Linked DNA regions of Homo sapiens: regions 1 and 2 are each linked to region 3. A link is an interaction called in ENCODE POLR2A ChIA-PET data of the cell type or tissue named here. Cell type or tissue: OCI-LY7. All regions are shown on one strand. Links, peaks and the distances in the headings refer to the core of each region. The heading gives the core; the rest is flanking DNA.

Region 1 (7,166 bases), core at 1,384-6,383, 330 kb after region 3:
TTTACACCTTTTATGCCAGGCACAGATGATTCATCAGTGATCAAAATAAAAGTCTTTGTCATCATGGGGTTTACATTCTACTAGGGAAAAAGCAGAGGAAGAGGGGAAAGCAAATATTTGTTAGATGTGCTTATGATATGTGATACATGCTAAAGAGAAAAATAAAGCAGAATAAGGAAGTTAGGATTTTGATATTTTAAAGAGGGTAGTCAGGAAACGCCTCTCTGATAGGAGATATTCGAACACAGACCTGAAGCAAGTGAGCAAGCTCTTCACATGGATAACTGGGGGAAATGCATTTTAGACAAGGAAACAGCATGCAAAAGGCCTCGAGGCAGGAGCATATCAGCACATACCAGGGCCAGTAAAAGAGCAGGTGTGGCTGAAGCAGAACAGAACAGGAGGTGCAGTAGCAGGTGAGGGCAGAGAGATTGCTGGAGCCACGTAGATACACAGGGCTTTCCAGGCTATAGTAAGCAATGATTGGGAACCATGGGAGGGGTTTGAGCAGAGGAATGGCATGATTTGGCTTCTGTTTTAAGTAGGCACCCTGACTGTTGTATGCAGAATAGAGTCAAAAAAATGGAGTGACCAGTTAGGATGCCACTGAAATAATCCAGACAGGAGGTGATGGTCATTTGAGCTGACGAGGTAATGAAAAATGATTTCTATTCTGGGTGTTTCAAAGGGCTAACAGGTTTAGTAGTGCTGGAACCTTCTATTTTCCCCTCCAGTGGAGCTTTTCCTCCACTCTCCATACTTCTCTGCCCGGCTGCTTATGGCCCAGGAGACTGGTCTATACAGGCTGGATCATCTCTGGCCTCCTTTGGGTTTGGCCCATGAGAGGCCCCTGCACAAGATCAGAAGACAGGAAAAGCATGAGGTCACAATATTTGTTCTCCTAGCCCCCTCACTGCCACCACCAGTTAGCTGTGACCGTGGCTCTCACCTGCTTACCATCTTTGGGTTCCAGGAAGCCTTTTCCTCCCCTACCTCCTTCTCACCTAGATATAATACCAGTTCCTGCAGTGGCTTGCTCAGGGGCACGCCACTATACTTTATTGGTGTTCTTGAACCTTGCACACAGATTTATAAATAATCCCTTTAGTAAGCTTTCCTCCAAATATTGGGATTTTGACCCATACTGGGAGCTAGGACGTCTAATGTACTAAGAACAGCAGAACATCTTTTTTTTTTTTTTTTTTTTTTTTTTGGAAACGGAGTCTTGCTCTGTTGCCCATGTTGGAGTATAGTGTCATGATCTCACCTCACTGCAGCTTCCACCTCCTGGGTTCAAGCGATTCTCCTGCCTCAGCCTCCCAAGTAGCTGGGATTACAGACACGCACTACCATGCCCGGCTAATTTTTGTATTTTTAGTAGAGAGGGGGTTTCACCATGTTGGCCAGGCTGGTCTGGAACTCCTGACCTCAAGTGATCCGCCCACCTCAGCCTCCCAAAGTGCCAAGATTACAGGCGTGAGCCACCGCACCTGGCCCAGAACATCTTTTTAAATTAGGGACGGGATCTCATTATATTGCCCAGGCTGGCCTCGAATTCCTGGGCCAAAGCAGTTCTCCACCTCAGCTTCCCATGTAGCTTGAACTACAGGTGCACTCACGCATTTTAAAAATCATGGTTATTTACTTGTTTTTCTGCCCAGTGAAATGTTGAATCCTTGAGAATGGAACTATCATGTTTATGTTTCTATTCCCATGCCATGAGGCAGGTAGGATTTGCTTACAGTTGAATCAGTGAGTGTTATTTTTAATGTTGCCACCTGAGTCCTCAAGAATTGACTAAATTATGTTTTACATGAAAGATTAATGAAAAGGAGGGTATATGTGCATGTGTCCCCATCTTAGTGCTTATAGGTGTAAACTTCACCTTGTTGGATAATTAAGTTCTCTGGGATCAAGGAAATTTTTTTTTTTTCCTTGACTTGTGTATAGTTATCGACTAGGCTACATAGAAGGGAGGTGCAGAATATTCAGGCAATTCCTATGTTATGTGAGCCTCCTATAATACAAGCCCCCTTTCTGAAAATGAACTGTCATCTGGGTTGAAATTGTGCACCACTGGGAATGGGGGACTTGTAGATTGACAAGGGCCAAAGGGACTTTTAAGGAAATATTGGGTATAGCTTTCTCATTATTCATTGTTCTTGTGAAGATATCTAAACAACAGTTTGTTGATTTTACCAATTGTTTCCGAACTGGAAAGAAATACGATTTGTTCTCACTTCCCCGATAATATATTTCTATCAATAAAGTTAGTAACCTTTTTTCCCAGTAGCTTAAAAGGTGATTTGTGATTTATTAAAGTCACTTGATAAATTACTGACTTCTATTTACATATTTTAACAGCAATTCTTTATATTATATTTGGTTACATATGTTTATAAGATAGTGTATTGGTTTCCTTTCAATTTTTTGGTATTAATACTACATTCTGTTATCAATGTTTTTTGTTGATCTAAAGAATATTTCCTTTATCTTCACATACATTTAGGTTTTGTGTTTTTGTTTTTGTTTTTTTTTTTTTTGACCTTGACTTCTTTCTGCTATTTCTTTTGAGCAAAACCTTAAACAGCAGGCTGAATGGCCTTGAGGTGTAGTTTTAATAAAAGCATCACTGAGTAATCATTTGGTATAAACTCCCAACCAAATACATTAATGGAAAAAAAGAAAGCAATATATTTTCAAGGTTAACTTTCTTTATGGTTGCTTCCATGAATAATACATGGTCATTGAATTTATTTAATTTTTGCCTGTATTCAACTATATTTAAGGTTCATATTTCTGATGAGAACAAAAAAAATCATAGGTTCAAGAGACCAAATTGTCAAAGAATTTATTAATTAAAGACAAATTAAAGCCATGGGGTTTGCATATGTAGAACTGTAGTCAATTCACCAGGAAAATGCCTAGAAATACCCTATTGATTAGATAGTTTGCTGTTGGGTATTTAACTAAAAGTTGAAGCCTTTTCTCTCTCTTTTATTTTTGACACTATTAAATATTCTCACAACCTAAACAGATAATTTTTACTTTCTTAGGAAAAAACATATATTTTAAAGCACATATTTATTTTGTGAGTTTTAAAATTAATTTGATGACTTCATCTGAAAATTGAATAAGCACTTAACTGAAGCACAGCTACTTTTGAAATCTTCAGAATGTGCAGCAGCTCTAATTCATTCCACAATTCGTCATTCAGGGAATGTCAGCAAATGGCTACCGTCTGTACAGTCCTTTTGCCTCTACTCAACCCTATTAACAAGTAAATTAAAACAATTTGTGGAGCATTACTTATAGTTGTTATCCCCTTGGAAGATCACAACCATCAACACAGTTGTAAAATAATGAAAACGTGAAATAATGAAAAATAGAAAGTAGTTACTTAAATGCTTTTATTTTTCTGTGAATTTATTAAATTTTCTGTGAAGTGAGCCATATTTCACTTAAGCCTCCACTTTCCTGGGAAAGGAGGTGATAATATGTACACTGAGGTCTCTGTGCTGAGTACTGGAGAGGGAGAGAGCCAGGAAATCCTAGAGAACTGGAGAGACTGGTCTGATGGCAGCCGCTTGTTTAAAAAGCTGCATCCTTTGGGCTTCAAGGTGGACTGTTCCTCCTTCAGCCATTTCCTAGTGCAGTGATCTTGAGCAACTTATTGATTTTGGCCCTTTGTAAAATGAGAGGAGTTCACCATATTACTTATTTTCAAACCCTTCTCATAGAACACAAGGGTTTCTTAGAGTCTCCCCAAGAGTCTAGGGCAGTATAAATGAGAGACTCAGCCAGAACAGTTTCTCTTGTAATGTATTTACAGGGTTTTTTGTTTTTTGTTTTCGGTAAAGGGTTGTTTAGTTTAAAAAAGCATGATGATTCCCCAAATCCCTGCTAGCTTAACAAAAAAGCACACGGTTCAGTTTGTAGTCATTTTTTCCTTCGTTTCTTTTTAGGAGGGAGGCCTATAGTCAGGATTGACTCTAAAAGATAACCTTATGGGCCGGGCGCGGTGGCTCATGCCTGTAATCCCAGCACTTTGGGAGGCTGAGGCAGGCAGATTGTCTGAGGTCAGGAGTTCGAGACCAGTCTGGCCAACATGGTGAAACCCCGTCTCTACTAAAAATACAAAAAAATTAGCCAGGCATGGTGGCGTGCGCCTGTAATCCCAGCTACTCAGGAGGCTGAGGCAGGAGAATTGCTTGAACTAGAAAGGTGGAAGTTGCAGTAAGCCGAGATTGCACCACTGCACTCCACCCTGGGCGACAGAGCAAGACTCTGTCTCAAAAAACAAAAACAAAAACAAAAACCTTATGAATACAGCTGAGAAGTGAAAGTACTAAATTAGTGTTTGGATTTGGAAGGACTGAGGGAATGAACTCATACAAGAGCATCATTTCCTCTTTTAGAAACAGGTAGGGAGGGGCCGGGCGCGGTGGCTCACGCCTGTAATCCCAGCACTTCGGGAGGCCGAGGCGGGTATTCATATTTCACATTACAATTGCTTCAGAAGTTATTCATGGCTATTTTCTATTGGGTTGTTCATGTAAATAGACAATTGAAAAAGCTATTTGAGTTATCATTTTATATTGCCTGCGAAATACCCAAACAAGCATCTGTATTAAAACTAATAGGTCAATTTCCCAGTTATATATAAGGACCTAAATTTTTTTGTCACTCATGAGGTGAGAACAAGGAAAGTGGTAGTCATCCTTGGACCCTACATTGGGCAGTTTCTCACATCTTCTCTCTCTGCCTGGTATAATGGGTTAAGCAATTCCAGAGTCAGGCAACCTGGACAGAAATCCTACCCAAATGACTTCTCTTTTACCTCTCTGTGCCACTGTTTTCTTATCGATGATGGAATTAATTATATTTCCTACTTTGTAAAGGTTGTTACAGGGATTAAATGAATTAATTTATGTTATATGTTTATCAACGTAATTCCTCGCCCCCTGGTTGGCATGGCATTGTGTATTTGCTGTTATTACTACACAGAAAAGCAGAGATTTTAATCGTACGTGAAACTCCAGTGCACTTGAGAGACAAGAAACTCTGTGTACTGAGGTCGATGAAAAAATATAAATTTGGGAGAATTAACTCAGAAAACATTAATCTGGCATGCTTCTATGAGAAGGATAGGTCCCAAGAGAAGGCAGAGTGCCAGGGACCATTCAGCATGCCCTGACTCAGAAGAGATTAAAACGTCCTGAACTACCATTGTGGAATTAGAGTGGAAGAAGGAGAAAGATGTGTGAGAGATTACAGGCTTACATCAGGGGAAGAGGAAGAAGATTAACCTTATGCTGTCCACCTGGGTAACTAGCATTATGGCTGCATCATTAATAGAAGTAAGAAGCCCAGGATTGTTGTTTGCTTTCTGAACAATTTATATATATTGGGAAATAAGGAATATAAAATTTTAAAGACTAATAAAGATTAAATATAGTCTTATACTATATTATTTATGTAACAATTAAATAGCTAAGGCCAGGCATGGTGGCTCATGCCTGCAATCCCAGCATGTTGGGAGGCCGAGACGGACAGATAGCTTGAGCCCAAGGAGTCCGATACCAGCAGGGCAACATGGCAAAACCTCATCTCTACAAAAAAAAAAAAACCAAAAAAAATTTAGCCAAGTGTGGTGGTGCACACCTGTAGTCCCAGCTACTCGGGCAGCTGAGGCAAGAGGATCACTTGCACTGGAAGGTCAAGGCTGCAGTGAGTCATGATCGTAATTGTACCACTGCACTTCAGCGTACCCTGTCTCTACAAAAAATAAAAATAAATAAATAACTTATAGTCTTCATAAAGAAGCAAGTAGATAACGTCTTTTAAAGAACTTTCTTCCAATTAAGAAAAATATTTCCTGTTTTCCCAATTCCTTGATTTAGATTCCTAGATTATATTGTATCAAGTCCCAGAGATTTGTTAATCTTTGCTCCTGCTATCCCAAGACTGTTGATGTAGTAATGTAAAGAACTCAAACATAAAACCTGTTGAAAATTAAACCATCACTTTCTGCGTTTGACCCAACATACTATGTATCCAGAAATACATACATAATATGAAATTATTATGAAATCCAGAAATACATACATACATACATATTATTCAGAGTTGCAAATAATTTTCATCTGTTGTTTCATGAGTATTTTTATTATTTCCAGGTTCGATGGATGATGTACTGGATTGTTTTTGCTCTCTATACTGTGATTGAAACAGTAGCCGATCAAACAGTTGCTTGGTAAGTTTTACTATTGAGAAGGGGCCAGACTACAGACTCATAATCAGGTGTCCTAAGTTCTTATCCTGCTCTTGCTATTAACTGAGTGATTTTCATCAGGTTACCTAATTATCCACCCATTTGTTTTTGTCATCTGCTTTCCCATAGAACACTACTTTCCTTTTAGTCCCCATCAAATAAAGGCAGCTCATTTTCCTCCCCATACGCCGCTCCCTGCTCACCTCCCACACACCTTCCCCCAGTATCTTGGAATAGGGAAAGTTGATTGTCATCATCCTTTTCTGCACTGATGACTTCAGAACATTTTCCTGTATCACTTCCTAAATGACTCCACTTTTGAAGCCCACAGCATCTGGTTTTAGCACCCCTCCCTATCCTATCCTTAAAACTCTCATCTACAAACATTTGAACTGGAAAACGTCAGCACCCACGTGGACACCCACTCAGCACTAGCTTCCTGGCTGCTCTGTTCCAAATAGACGAGGCAAAATTAAAGTGTGTTTATATCCTCAGGGATTTGACATTTTACCAAGGAGCAGTACTTAACTGGACAACTCAAATCTCCCTGTGGTGTATTTCAGTAGTGCATTTCCATCTAAACCCTGCAATCACTTTGAGAACTTCTCCTTTCAAAATATTTTGGTTTACTACCTTGCTGATATCTTCATCTGCCCTTGACGCACAAACCTTCTGTCTAAATTAGCCTAACAATTACTCGTCTTTTTTTTCTTTTTTTTTTTTATACAAGGTCTTGCTCTGTTGCCTAGGCTAGAGTGCAGTGGCACGATCTCGGCTCACTGCAACCTCTACCTCCCGGGTTCAAGCGATTCTCCTGCCTCAGCCTCCCGAGTAGCTGGGATTACAGGCACATGCCACCATGGCCTGGCTAATTTTTGTATTTTTAATAGAG
Region 2 (7,070 bases), core at 1-5,000, 360 kb after region 3:
TTACTATGATTATGAACTATTAAATCTGATGTAATTTTTTAAAGTAATCATCTAATTCTTAATAATAAAACATTTCTCTCTTCAGGTGCGGTACGGGTCACTAAAATACAAAGTGAAGAAACGACCACAAGTGTATTTTTAGTCATCTACACGTCAAATATCCCAAGACAGATTATGCTAAATACATCGACTTCATCTTCTAACATGATATATTCAGGATTTACACATTAAAATGATTATTTAAATTGTGGCAGTGATGGGGTTTACTTTCATGAATTTAAATTGTTTTTATTTCTGTAACAATTGCTTCCAAATATTGACTACTAAAGGCAGTTCTGCAAGATGTACTAAATATGTATATTAGAAATTATAGAAAATCATGTTGTCCGTTTTCAAATTCATCAACAGCCTAGAGTGCCTGAGATATAAGATGAAACACAAATCCACAGTATACTTGAAAGGAGCCTTTTTACGGTTCAGGATAAATCAGCCTTTGTGATGTACTGTGTTTACCTCCTTTTGTGTTGTATCTGGTAATTAAATAGGCCTCAGATTCAGCAGTGACATAACAAGGACATAATGTAAGATAATAAAGTAGGTTTTATATATTCTTTAAATTTTTACTTATATAATACTTTCTAGTTTTTCCACCATCAGCTGAAAGTTTTTGAAACAAATATTTGAAAACCAGGTATCCACACATAGCACTTTTATTCCTGACTAGTTTTGCACACTTGAAAATTGTTTACTTATTTTACAACTGTTTTACTGATGCTATCTTTATTGTTTTTGCCGTATTCTGACATGTCAAATCTATGCCTTGAATTATATCATCTCTTTTCCTGTGGGTTTCATTTGTTAAATTCATTGGATTTTAATAATATAAAAGTATAGCTAATTGTTCAGTTTTAACTATTTTTAATTATCTTCTTAACAAATAAGAAGTTGCTTTAAACATTAACCAATTTTCTATATTTAGCTATACAGAGTAATTGAACTTAACATGTTTTTGTCAACACCAATTACATTTTCAGCTTTTAAAAATGGTAGCTTTTGTGAAATAGAATCAGTGACCAGTATAGCACTTAGATCCCTTCTAACTCATATAATTTTTCTCAGCCAATCCATTCACAAGCTTGGCATTGACATGTGCTGCTAGTTTATAAACTGGCATTGACGAAAATCATTTGAATCTCTTCTGGCTGAGATAATTTGCCAATGCAAAATACAGTTGTCATTAATCCTGCACATTAGAAATTATTAGAAACATATTACTTTTTAACTTTAAATCTCAAAGAGATTTTGAGTTATTGAATTCTTAAGGCTTTCTTAGCTTGAACTGATAACTATGCATTATGAACCCTAAGTCAATATATTTTTGGTGGTTTTAGTGATCAGTAATCAAATTTGTACTTATTATGCTTGTTCAGGTAATTTACTTGACTGTTCTATTTGTTTGTCCAAAAGATAAAATGATGAGAGAGATTCGAGAGGTCTTTGATCTGTCTCCCTTTTAAGAAATGAAGCCAGCTGGTAATGTATATTCAGGACTTCCTCAGAGTATTGGCCAAGAACATAATGTTTACACAGGAGTACCTTGGTATAATGCATACATTGTCTCATGATACTAGTCATAAAATATTTTATGGATTATTTCACATTCTTCATATATAACAAGTAAAATTAATTCAGTTTTCTTCTCCCAACGTTTAATTCTGAATAACTCTATCTACTTTACCCTAATTTTTAGCCTCTTAATTTCTGGAAGGACTCTAATTTCTATTCCAAATTTCTATGAATTCTAATTGTAAATTATCGGAACAGAGTTTTATTTATATGACCTGGTACTAGACTTCTTAATATAACTGTTACACTGTCCTTGTCTTTCCTACTCAAAGACAGTATCATCTGAAGTTGCCTAATAAGGTCATGTGAGTCAAGAACTTTATCTGTGGGAGCTGATTTGCACCATTTTACCTTTTTTTTTTTTTTTTTTTTGAGACGGAGTCTTGCTCTGTCACCAGGCTGGAGTGCAGTGGCGCGATCTCGGCTCACTACAACCTCTGCCTCCCGGGTTCGAGCGATTCTCCTGCCTCGGCCTCCCGAGTAACTGGGTCTACAGGCCCGTGCTACCACGCCCAGCTAATTTTTGTCTTTTTAGTAGAGACAGGGTTTAACCATGTTGCCCAGGATGGTCTCCATCTCTTGACCTCGTGATCCGCCCGCCTCGGCCTCCCAAACTTCTGGGATTACAGGCGTGAGCCACCGCACCCAGCCACCATTTTATCTCTCTAAAGTCTGGTCCCAGTATTAAACCTATTCTTTAGTAAACTCATATTACTGTTCTAAATTGAAGAAATTATTTATTACTCTGTACTTCTAGACTCAAAATTCTTTATCAAAGATAGTCTCAAAGAGGTAGTACAAGTCCTGTTTAACTGCACTTTTTCACATTCACAGTGCTTCCTCTGATATCTTTCCTTACATCATTATACACTGTTGATATCATTTTACTCTTCTTTCTCTTCTACATTTCTTAAATTTTGGTTCTTTTCCTGTACATGTGTTTTAGCGGGGCCCTTTTCTTTGAACTTTGTCTAATTAGCCTGTACATTTTTGTTTCTTTTAAGGTAGAACAGATCTTTTTTTGTTTCTCCTTTTAAGTCTACTGGTTTTAAAAGAGGTAAATGTATCCATAGACCACAGTGCCTTGCTTTTTCCTCTGCCAGCACATGGAGCACGGGATTAGATGCACAAACCTATTTAGGGAACTATTTTGGTAGATGTTTGAGTTTATACAGAAATTGCAGCTGGTATTTTATTTTGCTGTACATTTACTCAACTTGTCCATTAGTATTTAACTATTTCCAGAGTTTGTTTAGGAGTAAGAATTGACCCATTCGTTAGTTTACCATATTTTTTCCTGGTATAAAAAGGAGCCAGAAATAAGCCTTATTGCTAAATAATTAATTATGTAAGCCCACCTAGGTCCTGCATAAGATCCCCCTCACATACTTCACAATATATATGTGTGTGTGTGTGTGTGTGTGTGTGTGTGTGTGTGTGTGTGTATTTGGCTAAAAAATTATACTGCCAAAATTACTGATTATAAATACTTGACTACACTGATTGATGGGACAAAATGATTAAAGTATTTTCAGGGATCTTATTCCATATGTCACCACCAAAGATTTCTACAGTGTTATAAAGTATATAAATATTCCAAATTTCTGTGGTTAAATATTTTTTTCTTTTTTTTCCTTTTTTAGAATAACACAGTCTGTGCTTTCCAAAAATGCTTGAACTTTTATGTTGTTAAGAAATATATAATGATATCTTACATTAAGCATGAGTCTAATTTGTATTAATTGGGATGGACTAAATTTTCATTTGATTATCAGGAAAATTAAGGAGTTATATATTTAAAAGCAATTTTCTGTGTTTTCTTCTTTGTAAGTTGACTCATTTGTGAAGCAATTAGGCAAATTTTGAGAAGATCATTGTTATTGTGGTTTGCAGTATATATTTCTTAGTAAATATCACTTAAGATTAAATTTTTCAGAAAGAAAATTATAGCTTTTTTCCCAAAATATTTTTAAGATTTAATCTTTTTGTAGTATGCTACAGATTTAATTATATTAACTCTTTTTTAAGACATTGACCATGACTTAACATTTTGCCTTCTAACACCTTTTAAATCTATGTACTTTAATAGTTAAGAGAAAATAAGTTTGCAGATTTTTAATAATCTGTTTGTAAAAGGCTATCTCTAAGCCTAGTATGTGGGTAATTTTACAGGTGTGTTTTTTGATAACTTTAATATAAAATAAACTCATTTTATTTGTGGCAATTCGCGTTTCTTTTTTTATGCCAGAGTACATATGTTGGATTCCATGAATTGGTATTACTTATTATTATGTGTTGATTAAATATATGCACACACTTAGGATTACAGATCACAGAGCAAATTATGAAAATCATAAACATTCTGGTATGGTCATCCATAGGATTATGAAAAAGAAATACTGAATTGTTAAATTTGGATGTTAGAAAGGAAAGATAGGAAAAACAATGAGTACAGAAATCCTCACCATCAATTTGGATGGGTTAGCTGTCTCAGGCATAAAATGTAACACAAAATTCAGATTTATGTATCCTGGAAATGTTCTGGGGTTCCATCTGTTTTAAAGTTAGACGTCTGTCTGCCTCACATTTAAGCTTTAGAGAGAAATCCTATGTTTTAAGAAGTTTCTTTGTGTTACTTCATTATGACACATAATGCGTGTTAAGGTCTTTCTAGATAGCATTTTAAATGGAATTATTTTCATTTTCATTATGAGGTATATACTTGTAATGATCTAAAGAGGTTAGAAATATAAATAAAAATTCAAAAGAACACAATATATGAACGGCATTTTTTTTCAGTGTTTTAGTCTCCCTTTAAATCGTTCACTGTTCTGAAAAAAGAGATTTACAAAACAAACATCATGTCAGAGGCTGATGAATTGTTCCCTGGGAAAACATTCTACCCCTTTACCTACTCATCAGTATTTTAGTCTTAAAACACTCTCCTTATGGTCTGTCCTTGGTAACGTTTTTTAAACTGCTTTTTATAAGACAATGCTTTGAATTGAAATTTTAAAGCACAGGATTGATAATTGTCTATAAGTGTAAATAACTAAAGGACCATGCTCAACAAAAGCAGGAAAGTCACCATGCGTACTGTTTACCTTACAATCCCAGATTAAGAGAGAAAAAGGCAAGCGTGTTATTTTGGCATTATGTGCAAATCAAATCAGCATCTATTTTTTTTTTAATTCAAAAATATCCACTGATTACCTGCTTCTTATGAGAGCACTGTTAGGTTTCTGCACAATGCTTATATCCAAGTAAAGTAGCATAGAATTAATTTAAGGGAAACAATTCTTGCTCTTAATAAAATGAATTCACCATTACCAACCAAATCAATGTTTGGATTATTTGAGTATTATTTATTCTAGAATTTATTCTTGGCTATTGAATAATTCATGTGGTTCTCTCAGAGCAGTTTTTGTTTTTTAATTATTGGTTCCCTTCCCCTACCTCTTACATCCAATACATTGGTAAATTGTTTTGGCTGTCTTATCTCCAGAATACATCCTGAATCTGACCATCTCACTCTTGAAACCTTACTACATTTTCAGTAGCCTTGCAAATTTTTCAAGGTGACTTTTAACCTTGAGTCCCTTAGGACTGCCACAGTTTCTTATATTTTCAACCGGTGCCTTGGGGAATACTCATAAAAAGAAAGTTGTGAAGGGAGAGAACAGGATCAGATGCTTTTGCACATCAGTCTTGTGTTTTTCTCTTCCAATCACTGTTTAATGCTGAGATTTGGAAAAGATGCGTGAGGAGAGTTAATGAAGCCAGGTTAGAATATCTGGCTGAATTCTAATGTGTTTTGACAGGATGTTAAACTACTGGGAAACATGGGGTATATGTGGGCATTTCCCCCATGGCAATGCTAAGCATAATTTAAGTCACTCTCAATTTGAGGGCTACAATAGATATGGTAGTGCTAAGAGTCAATAGTAAGTACCTGAATTAGTCAAGGTTCTCCAAAGAAAAAGAACAAATAAGATATGTAGAGAAAGATTTATTTCAAGGGATTGACTGGTGATTGTGGACACTGGCAAGTTCAAAATCTACAGGGTGGGCCAATACACCAGAGACCCAAGGAAGAGCTGATGTTTCAAGTACAAAGGTAATTCTGCTGGTAGAATTCTCCCTTCACCGTTGGATGAGGCTCATCCACATTATGGAGAGTAATCTGTTTTACTCAAAGTCTACTGACTTAAACACTAATTACATCTAGAAAATACCTTTACAGCCACATAGACTACTGTTTGATCAAATGCCTGGGTACCATGGCCTAGCCAAATTTGACACATAAAATTAACTATCACAGTATCCTTAAAATTAAATTCCAAAAGCTAGGCGTGGTGGCTCACGCCTGTAATCCTAGCACTTTGGGAGGCCAAGGTGAGTGGGTCACTCGAGGCCAGGAGTTCAATACCAGCCTGGGCAACATGGCAAAACCCCATCTCTATGAAAAAATACAAAAATTAGCTGGGTGTCGTGGCGCATGCCCATATTCCCAGCTAATTGGGGGGCTAAGCTGGGAGGATTGCTTAAACCTTGGGAGGTCAAAGCTGCAGTGAGCTGAGATTGTGCTGCACTCCAGCCTGGGTGACAAAGTGAGACCTTGTCTCAAAAAAAAAAAATTCCAAAAGAAACTCCACTTCAAAATATAAAGTCATAAATTCAGTATGTAGAAATTATAAATATTTTATTAATTTATCTTGTAACGAAAGGGGATGTTGTAGCACGTGATGTATTTGGAAGAAGAATTAATACTTTATAAGGCTTGTGATGCCCCTTACATTCAGTTGTGATAACCAACAGTAGTATATGTTTGTTTTCACACTTTGCGAAGAGGCATCATCCCGATTTTACAAATACGCAGAGACTCACTAGTGACCAACCTGTGACCGGGTGCAGTGGCTCATGCCTGTAATCCCAACACTTTGGGAGGGTGAGGCGGGCGGATCACTTGAGCACAGTTGGAGACCAGCCTGGGCAACATGGCAAAACCCCATCTCTATAAAAAATACAAAAATTAGCTGGACGTGGTGGCTGGCGCACACCTGTAGTCCCAGCTATTTGCGGGGCTGAGGCAAGAGGATCGCTTGAGCCCGGGAAATTGAGGCTACAATGAGCTGTGATTGCACCACCACACTTCAGCCTAGGTGACACAGTGAGATGCTGTCTCAAAAACAAAAACAAAAAACAGTGACCAACCTACGACCCAAGCAACCGCAATGTTTGTGACTTCGGACTCTGTTGTTAATTACGTCACAGTTGGTTGTCTTAGAGATCACAGAATACTTGGAAAGTTAACATGGAAATGATTCCTTCCATACATGTATTATATAATACAAAAGTTTCAGATTATCAGAATGTTAAATGAAGTAAAGTTGTTAAGTCATTGGAAGTTAATGGATTTGGTTTCAAGAGTAGCTTTAGTACAG
Region 3 (7,166 bases), core at 1,193-6,192:
TACTCACTGCTACAAAGGTCATTTAGTCTAACTCTTTTATTTAATGCTTAGGGGACTTCTAGACCTTAGTATTATAGCTACAAAGTGTCTTCCCAGAGCCAAACAAAGAAAAATAATTTTGTACCTTATTGAATATCACTTCTACTTTCTGAGAGAAAAATAACTATCAGCAACAAGTAGAGTACATGACTTTCCCTGTGGAAAAAAGGTAAGGGTGTGCTGTAAAGGATACCACCACAGTACAGTTTTGTTGTCATCTTTTCTAATATCATTTTCTTAAAATAATAGTTTAAGAAGTCACAATGAAATCTTACCTACTTATTCTTCATAAAAACTGGGAGAAGAAAAAAACACTACTACAAAAACGTGTTCTATTATACACTGTCTATGGGTTATATTGAGAGTTGAAAAAGTTTGTTTAGCACCAGCTGGAGAAAAAAATGCTAAGAGTTCTAGGGAAGACTAGTAAGAAAGATTGTTAGAAGTAAGCAGCAGATGGTGGCAGAGAAATAGTCAATGAGTGTGTGAATGGTAGGAAGAGAAAGGAGTTTCAAATATCCACGAAAAAGGTTTAAGATACCATTTATGAAAAGGGAAATTTACAATATGTCTCTTATTGAGCAGTTTCTGTACTATAAACTCTTTACTGTATCATTTCATTTAATCTTTCTAACAACCCTGAGGTAGACAGTATTTACAGTTGAGGAAACCATTTATTCAGAGCAGCTGAGACTTTCCCAATGTGAACTAGCTAACAAATGCTAAAGGTAAAATTTGAAACTAAGTTTGCTTGAACTGATGTCAAAATTCATGCTCTTAACCATTATGCTACAATGAATCTCTAAAAGGTTCTAGTGAAGACCCAATCAATTAGCTGCTTCTGATATTTACAATAACCAACATGCCATTGTTACACAGATAATTTTGTTACTCTCCTGAGAACTGTGCTTAGTGATCTTTTCCTCTTTTGTCTGACCCCACACCATGTGTATCCAGCATTAATTCTATTCATAAACTCTCTTCTTTAGCTAAGCTGACATTCTACTGTCCCCTAAAATACTTCAACACCAATTATGCTGTTCCTCCTGGCAAATGTCTGGATTACCATTACCACCGCCACCACCAACCACCCCACCAACCCCACCTCATCCTTTCACTTACTTCTTTAACCATTTCAGTCTTTATTGACTTCTCCTATCTTTGTATTTCGGAAGTTTTTACTTCAGGCTCCTTAAATCCAGTCTACTTCAAGGAAGTCATTTTTTATGTCAGTTCTTATCATAGATTATAAACTTCTTGACAATAAGATAAAGATCATTACTTACAAGACTTTTATCAACTTTAAAAAATCATTAAACAACTAGCAGGGAGCCGTGAAATTGGTAAAAAGTAATGCTAGAGCAGTGACATGATACCACGAAAATGACAAATCTGAAAGGAACTGTAGGACAAAAATAATTACGGAAGTATACTAATAAATACTGTACCAGGTCAAATTCTCATTCACACTATAGAAATGTTACATTTTTAAAACAATCTAAAGTGATCTGTCTGTACTATAAGCTGAAGTGAAGGTAAAGTTTGAAAAAGCAAGTCCCTTCTCCACCATACAAAGCACTGTAACAGGAAGTTCTGTTTACTTCTTTCTGTAAACTACTAGTAATATCATATTACCCTGAGAAATAAATCTGCTTATAAACAAACCTCTATCAACAAGATTTCAAACTTTGTCAGTGGACCACTTATGTCAAATATTTAATTCAACAAATTACAACATTTGTCTAGTAACGACCAAACAACTGGTTAAATTGTTCACCTTGGCTGACTAATGGCTAAAATTTCACCTTATTTGCATTATTCCATCCTGGTTGTGAAGCAATTCCAAATGCCATAGGACAGTAACACAAATTTAGGAGAAAAAAAAAATACATGTCTCTGGTACACTCTACTCCCTAAACTACTGCAAACTTACCCTAGGCAACTGTTTGAGCTATTTTTAGTAAAACAGATGTGTTGAGCAACAATTACCTTAGGGATATTCAGAAACCACAGCCAATAAATTTATATGATCAATGATGAAAGAAATATGGGTTAAAATGGATTCAAACTGGAAAAACTATCATTGAAAGACTACAGAAATAGATAAACAATCTGGCACAGTCCAGACACATTCATTTACTAGACAATGTGTGAGTCTTCTCTGGTTAAGTCTTTAAGCAATCTTTAGTCCAGGTACTAAGAAAATACTCAGGTTTGTTCTACCCATTCCCTTCAACCAGCAATTCACAGCACAACAGTACTGTATTTAGTATTTAGTAAAGTACTGTAGTTCAATGTCCATACTCTACAATGATAGAACTGTAGTATTAACAGTCTTATCTCCAAACTTTATCAGCTCATTATGATACAGAACTTTTTTTTTGAGACAGAGTTTCACTCTTATTGCCCAGGCTGGAGTGCAATGGTGTGATCTCGGCTCACTGCAACCTCCACCTCCTGGGTTCAAGTGATTCTCTTGCCTCAGCCTCCAGAGTAGCTGGGATCCAGAACTTCTAATGGAATCATTCCTTCAGGTCTAGGATTTATGATTCTACCTTATTTTAGGGAAAACACCTCATTACTACAATGAATTTTAATATACTGTAAGATAAACATGCGGTATAATTTTGGACAACCACATTCCGTATCAAATCTCTAACGGTTTTAACTAGTGACCTTTGTTTTATTTCTTTATTACATTTAAAAGCAAAGAGGAATGTGATGCCTAAAAATACTGGACTAACAAGCCAGACCAAGCCAGGTTAGTTGGTATGAATCATGTACAACTTTCAGGTAAGAAATAATCTCTTCCACATTCTCTATGAAGCAACCCCAACCTGAAAACTGTAGGTGTGTGCACGGCCAGTAGCCAAAATCCATGATAAAATGATTTCAAAATCATGCTAAAAGCTAAATATTTCATTTCATTATCAAAATTTTTATGTGAATGTGATCAAAACTGTTATCAAAATTTAATGGAAAGTTTTTTTGAACTTCTATAATCATACTCCAAAGTAAAGCAACAATACCACAGAGATTATAGTAACAACAAAAAAAAAACTATTTTTTTTTGAGATGTAGTCACGCTCTGTTGCCCAGGCTAGAGTGCAGTGGCGCGGTCTCGGCTCACTGAAACCTCTGCCTCCCAGGTTCAAGCGATTCTCCTGCTTCAGCCTCCAAAGTAGCTGGGATTACAGGCGCCCGCCACCACGCCGGTTAATTTTTTTTTGTATTTTTAGTAGAGACTGCATTTCACCATGTTGGCCAGGGTGGTCTCGAACTCCTGACCTCATGATCCGCCCGCTTCGGCTTCTCAAAGTGCTGGGATTACAGGCATGAGCCACCGTGCCTGGCGTAACAAAAAACTATTAAAAGTACCTTTAAGAAGCAATAATTTATTTTCTCCTCCTTCTTCCCAGCTAGCTAAAAAACACAGTAGAATCTGCAGATTTCCCCACTGCTTCCTCTCCCTTTTCCCTTCCCCCCTACTTCAAAGAATGTTAAGTGTAGCCAGGCATGATCAGGAAACCTAAAAGGAGGAAGTAGAAACTTATTTGTGTGCACAGGGAAGGAGAAAGACACTTAACAATATCGAGGCCTGTTGCTTCAGTGGCCTAATTAATATATATCCATTATACTCTCTGAAAATGTTGGTTCAATTTCTCTTTTTAGTCATGTTTCTTTCCAAAATACTAAAAACTATAATATATAATGATTGCATCCTGGAATACCCAACTAAACGTCACCCAAAAATCTGACCAGTGCCGGGCGCAGTGGCTCACAACTGTATTCTCAGTACTTTTGGAGGCCAAGGCGGGGTGGATCATCTGAGGTCAGGAGTTCAAGACCAGCCTGGTCAACATGGCGAAAACCCATCTCTACTGAAAATACAAATATTAGCTGGGAGTGGTGGTGCACACCTGTAATCCCAGTTACTCAGGAGGATGAGGCAGAAGAATTTCTTGAAACCGGGAGGCGGAGGTTGCAGTGAGCTGAGATTGTGCCACAGCACTCCAGCCTGAGCGACAGAAAAAAAAAGAAGAAGAAGAAAAAAAGCTGACCAGGTTAACTAACTTAATACTTGCTATCTGATATTCAATACATTCAAATCATTCAGAGAAAAGAGTGGGCTTCAAACCAATGACTTAAAAGTGAAAGGACTTGTATTAATCCTGACTCATCTGTTTCCTAACCACTACCTTAGTTTATCATTCTGATTTAATGAAGAATAAGGCTGTGCAACTTGTAAAGGAAACTAAAGAAAAACATACTGCTACTGAATAAAATGCTGAGAAATCAAGGATAAAGGTGGCAGACTGGGAATTCCCACTGAAAACATTTAATTAGATTCACAGCAAAGCATCATTTCTGGAAATTTTAAAAACTTACATGTACCTACCACTCTAGACTAAAAAATAATATACACAAAGGCCATTTCCAAAGAGAATTTTCCCCCACCTACTTAAAAAGTTTATAAAGGATAATTAGCATCCATATTAAGAAACTGCCTCATGAAATTTTAAAAAGTGAGAAAGAAATAAGCTCAATTAAAAAGCTTATTCAAGTGTACCCAAACTCCCCTTGACTTACAGAGGGTTACCCTAAGGTTGAGATAGGTCAAGGCACTATTTACAAAATTTATGCCAGTAACAGCTGCCATTTTAAGAAGCTAAGGAATTTAATGTACTGCTTGGACAACTGGTTAGAAAACAATCAATCTGGTATAGAGCCATTGTAATTACACGAACTCTAAATTTTTTTTTCTTCTTTCTAGAACATTTCTGTATTTCATAAGATTTATTTAAATAAATAAATTTAACCATCTTAGGTATCTGTAGTAAATTTTCATTCAAAATAAGATAAATGTCTATCATTTACACATGGGAGAAAATATTTTTATATTTATAACCTGATCTTATTTAAAAACCCTAACTATAAAAAATGCACATAGAAAAGCTCTGCTATAAACCAGCACTTAGTCTAAAATTCGTAAGAAATTCTAAAACTAAGGTATGCTAGATCCCAAATCAAGTGCTCTCATGTTAATTCCTACTGATTTCTTTGAACTCGGAATTCACATTTTTCAGAAACACAATGGTTAAAATGTCAAGTCAATCACTTCACTTCTGGAAGATATGGCATCCTTCTAGGCCAGAGGGTGACTTAGTATATACACTAGCAGAGCAGATTAAATAGCTTACTAACAGAGACAAACATACAATTCACTAAACTGCGTTAAGACTTTAGCTCTTATGCCTCTCAAACTGTTTTAAAAAAAGTTAGGGTACCCCCCCCACTCTCCCCCAGCATATTCTTTCAATCATTGTAATTTTCAAAAACATGTCGAGTTTTAGGCCACCTGGCAAGAGTTTATTTTTAAAAGTAATTTCTACATAACGATTTCACTTCTCTAAACCAAATCCAAGCTGAAACTTGGTTCCAAAAGTGCTAATAATACAACCACAGAATTAAAACATTAAGATTTGGAAGGTTCCTTTGATTTCACCTAGATTCACCTACTCTAACTCCCTCTAACTGACTGGGGGAAATGAAATGATAAGGTCTGTAGTAAACTAAATGGTATTCACAATTAACAAAATAAAACCCCAGGGAAAAGCTCCAACACCTCCACTATTAAATTGGGATTTGCTATGAAATAAATATTATAAACAAAGAACAAAAGCTAACAATACAAAAAAACTAGGTCCTTTAAAGAAACAAGAAAAATCAAGTGGAAAGACAAGAGCACATCTATATAGACTTCAAAACATGAAATAATGTTTACACTAAATGAACTAACATCTCATTTTGGTGGACCTAAGAGAACTATTCTAATTCCCTAAGTATTACAAATCCATGCACAACAAATAACTGCTCATTAACACAAGCTCTTGTTCTCTCCATGGAAATAATAGCTCTACATTTTATTTTTGAAAAACAGTAACAAGTCTGAAATAAAATAGTATTAACTTTTTACTCCATTAGAAAAAATTTAAACTGGTTCACTCATCCTTTCTTTCCATGCAATTACTGTATTATTTTAAAACATCTGAGTAAAAAGAAATCTATAATATATCCATTTAATTCAACCTAAACTCTAAATATACAAATGAAGGCCAGGTGTGGTGGCTCACGCCTGTAATCCCAGCACTTTGGGAGGCCGAGGCGGGCAGACCACTTGAGGTCAGGAGTTCGAGACCAGTCTGGCCAACATTGTGAAACCCCATCTCTATTAAAAATACAAAAATTAGCTGGGCGTGGTGGTGTGTGCCTGTCATCCCAGCTGCTCTGGAGGCTGAGGCAGGAGCATTGCTTGAACCCAGGAGGCGGAAGTTGCAGTGAACCAAGAACGTGCCACTGCATTCCAGCCTGGGTGAAAGAGTGAGACTCCATCACGGAAAAAAAAAAAAAAAAAAATACACATACACACACACACACACACACACACACACACACACACACACACACACACAATTCTGTGAGCTTTACTTATACCTGAAAAAATTAACTGGTAATTTCAACAATCTTAAAAAATATTTAGCTTAATACTTTTGATGAGTTTCTTCACATAATTAAAAGCTAATAGTCAACTGGAAAATGTTTTCCTAATTAAATGTATTTGTATTTAAATTGCAATAATGGAGAACTGAAATTTATATATAAAATCATTCAATTACTGACAATCTAAAAAAATTTCCCCTTTAAAAAAAGAACTATTATGCTAAACTGATAGGTATACATAAACACTAATCTCATTTAATTATATTAATTTACCCAATTCTTAACGTTTAGCATTGAAGACAATTTATACTAATATTTAACCAATTATTTTCTAATAATGATTATTTAGAATGTCAGATACTTTATTTTGTTTACTTCTGTATTCCTTGCAACAGAACACTGCCTGGCTCATAGTAGGTTCTCAGTATATATTGTTAATTGAATTAATAAATCGTTTATCCTATAAGCAAAATCAACTGACTGCATTCATTGGGTTTTTCACACAACTAGAAGTTAGATGAAATGATATTTAAAGAATATTGTTTAAAGAATGTCTGAATATCAATAAAGTTTAATTAACCTTTAATTTTAAAAAGTAATCTAAAATTTCTTACCTGGTAGGGCTG

The links. ChIA-PET counts read pairs that join two places held together with the same protein. Peaks named below come from ENCODE experiments on the same cell type or tissue, not always from the same donor. Only the 100,000 strongest peaks of a DNase experiment are listed, where the experiment ranks them.
Region 1: POLR2A ChIA-PET joins it to region 3 with 6 read pairs; 8 of 35 experiments call an interaction of 5 or more read pairs at or near these places.
Region 2: POLR2A ChIA-PET joins it to region 3 with 9 read pairs; 30 of 35 experiments call an interaction of 5 or more read pairs at or near these places.

The regions. Positions count from the first base shown.
Region 1 is chr10:63,588,599-63,595,764 of GRCh38, forward strand. REEP3 (receptor accessory protein 3) reads left to right here. Exons shown (of 8, transcript NM_001001330.3): 3 at 6,180-6,256. LOC105378329 (a long non-coding RNA gene) reads right to left here. Exons shown (of 4, transcript XR_001747467.3): 4 at 3,184-3,270. Among named protein-coding and RNA genes, the nearest start is that of REEP3, 71 kb to the left of the region's middle. RefSeq lists a silencer at 211-505. In OCI-LY7, for the core only: no CTCF peak of the experiment used is centred there; no DNase peak of the experiment used is centred there.
Region 2 is chr10:63,620,728-63,627,797 of GRCh38, forward strand. It overlaps REEP3 (receptor accessory protein 3), which reads left to right. Exons shown (of 8, transcript NM_001001330.3): 8 at 86-4,401. The coding sequence ends at 142. It overlaps LOC105378329 (a long non-coding RNA gene), which reads right to left and starts at 4,386. Exons shown (of 4, transcript XR_001747467.3): 1 at 4,092-4,386. In OCI-LY7, for the core only: no CTCF peak of the experiment used is centred there; no DNase peak of the experiment used is centred there.
Region 3 is chr10:63,257,497-63,264,662 of GRCh38, forward strand. It overlaps JMJD1C (jumonji domain containing 1C), which reads right to left. Exons shown (of 26, transcript NM_032776.3): 3 at 7,155-7,166. It overlaps LOC124900287 (a long non-coding RNA gene), which reads right to left and starts at 3,891. Exons shown (of 2, transcript XR_007062158.1): 1 at 1,162-3,891; 2 at 1-195. In OCI-LY7, for the core only: no CTCF peak of the experiment used is centred there; DNase peaks (open chromatin) are centred at 3,092, 3,555 and 5,425; H3K4me3 peaks cover 5,000 bases; H3K27ac peaks cover 5,000 bases.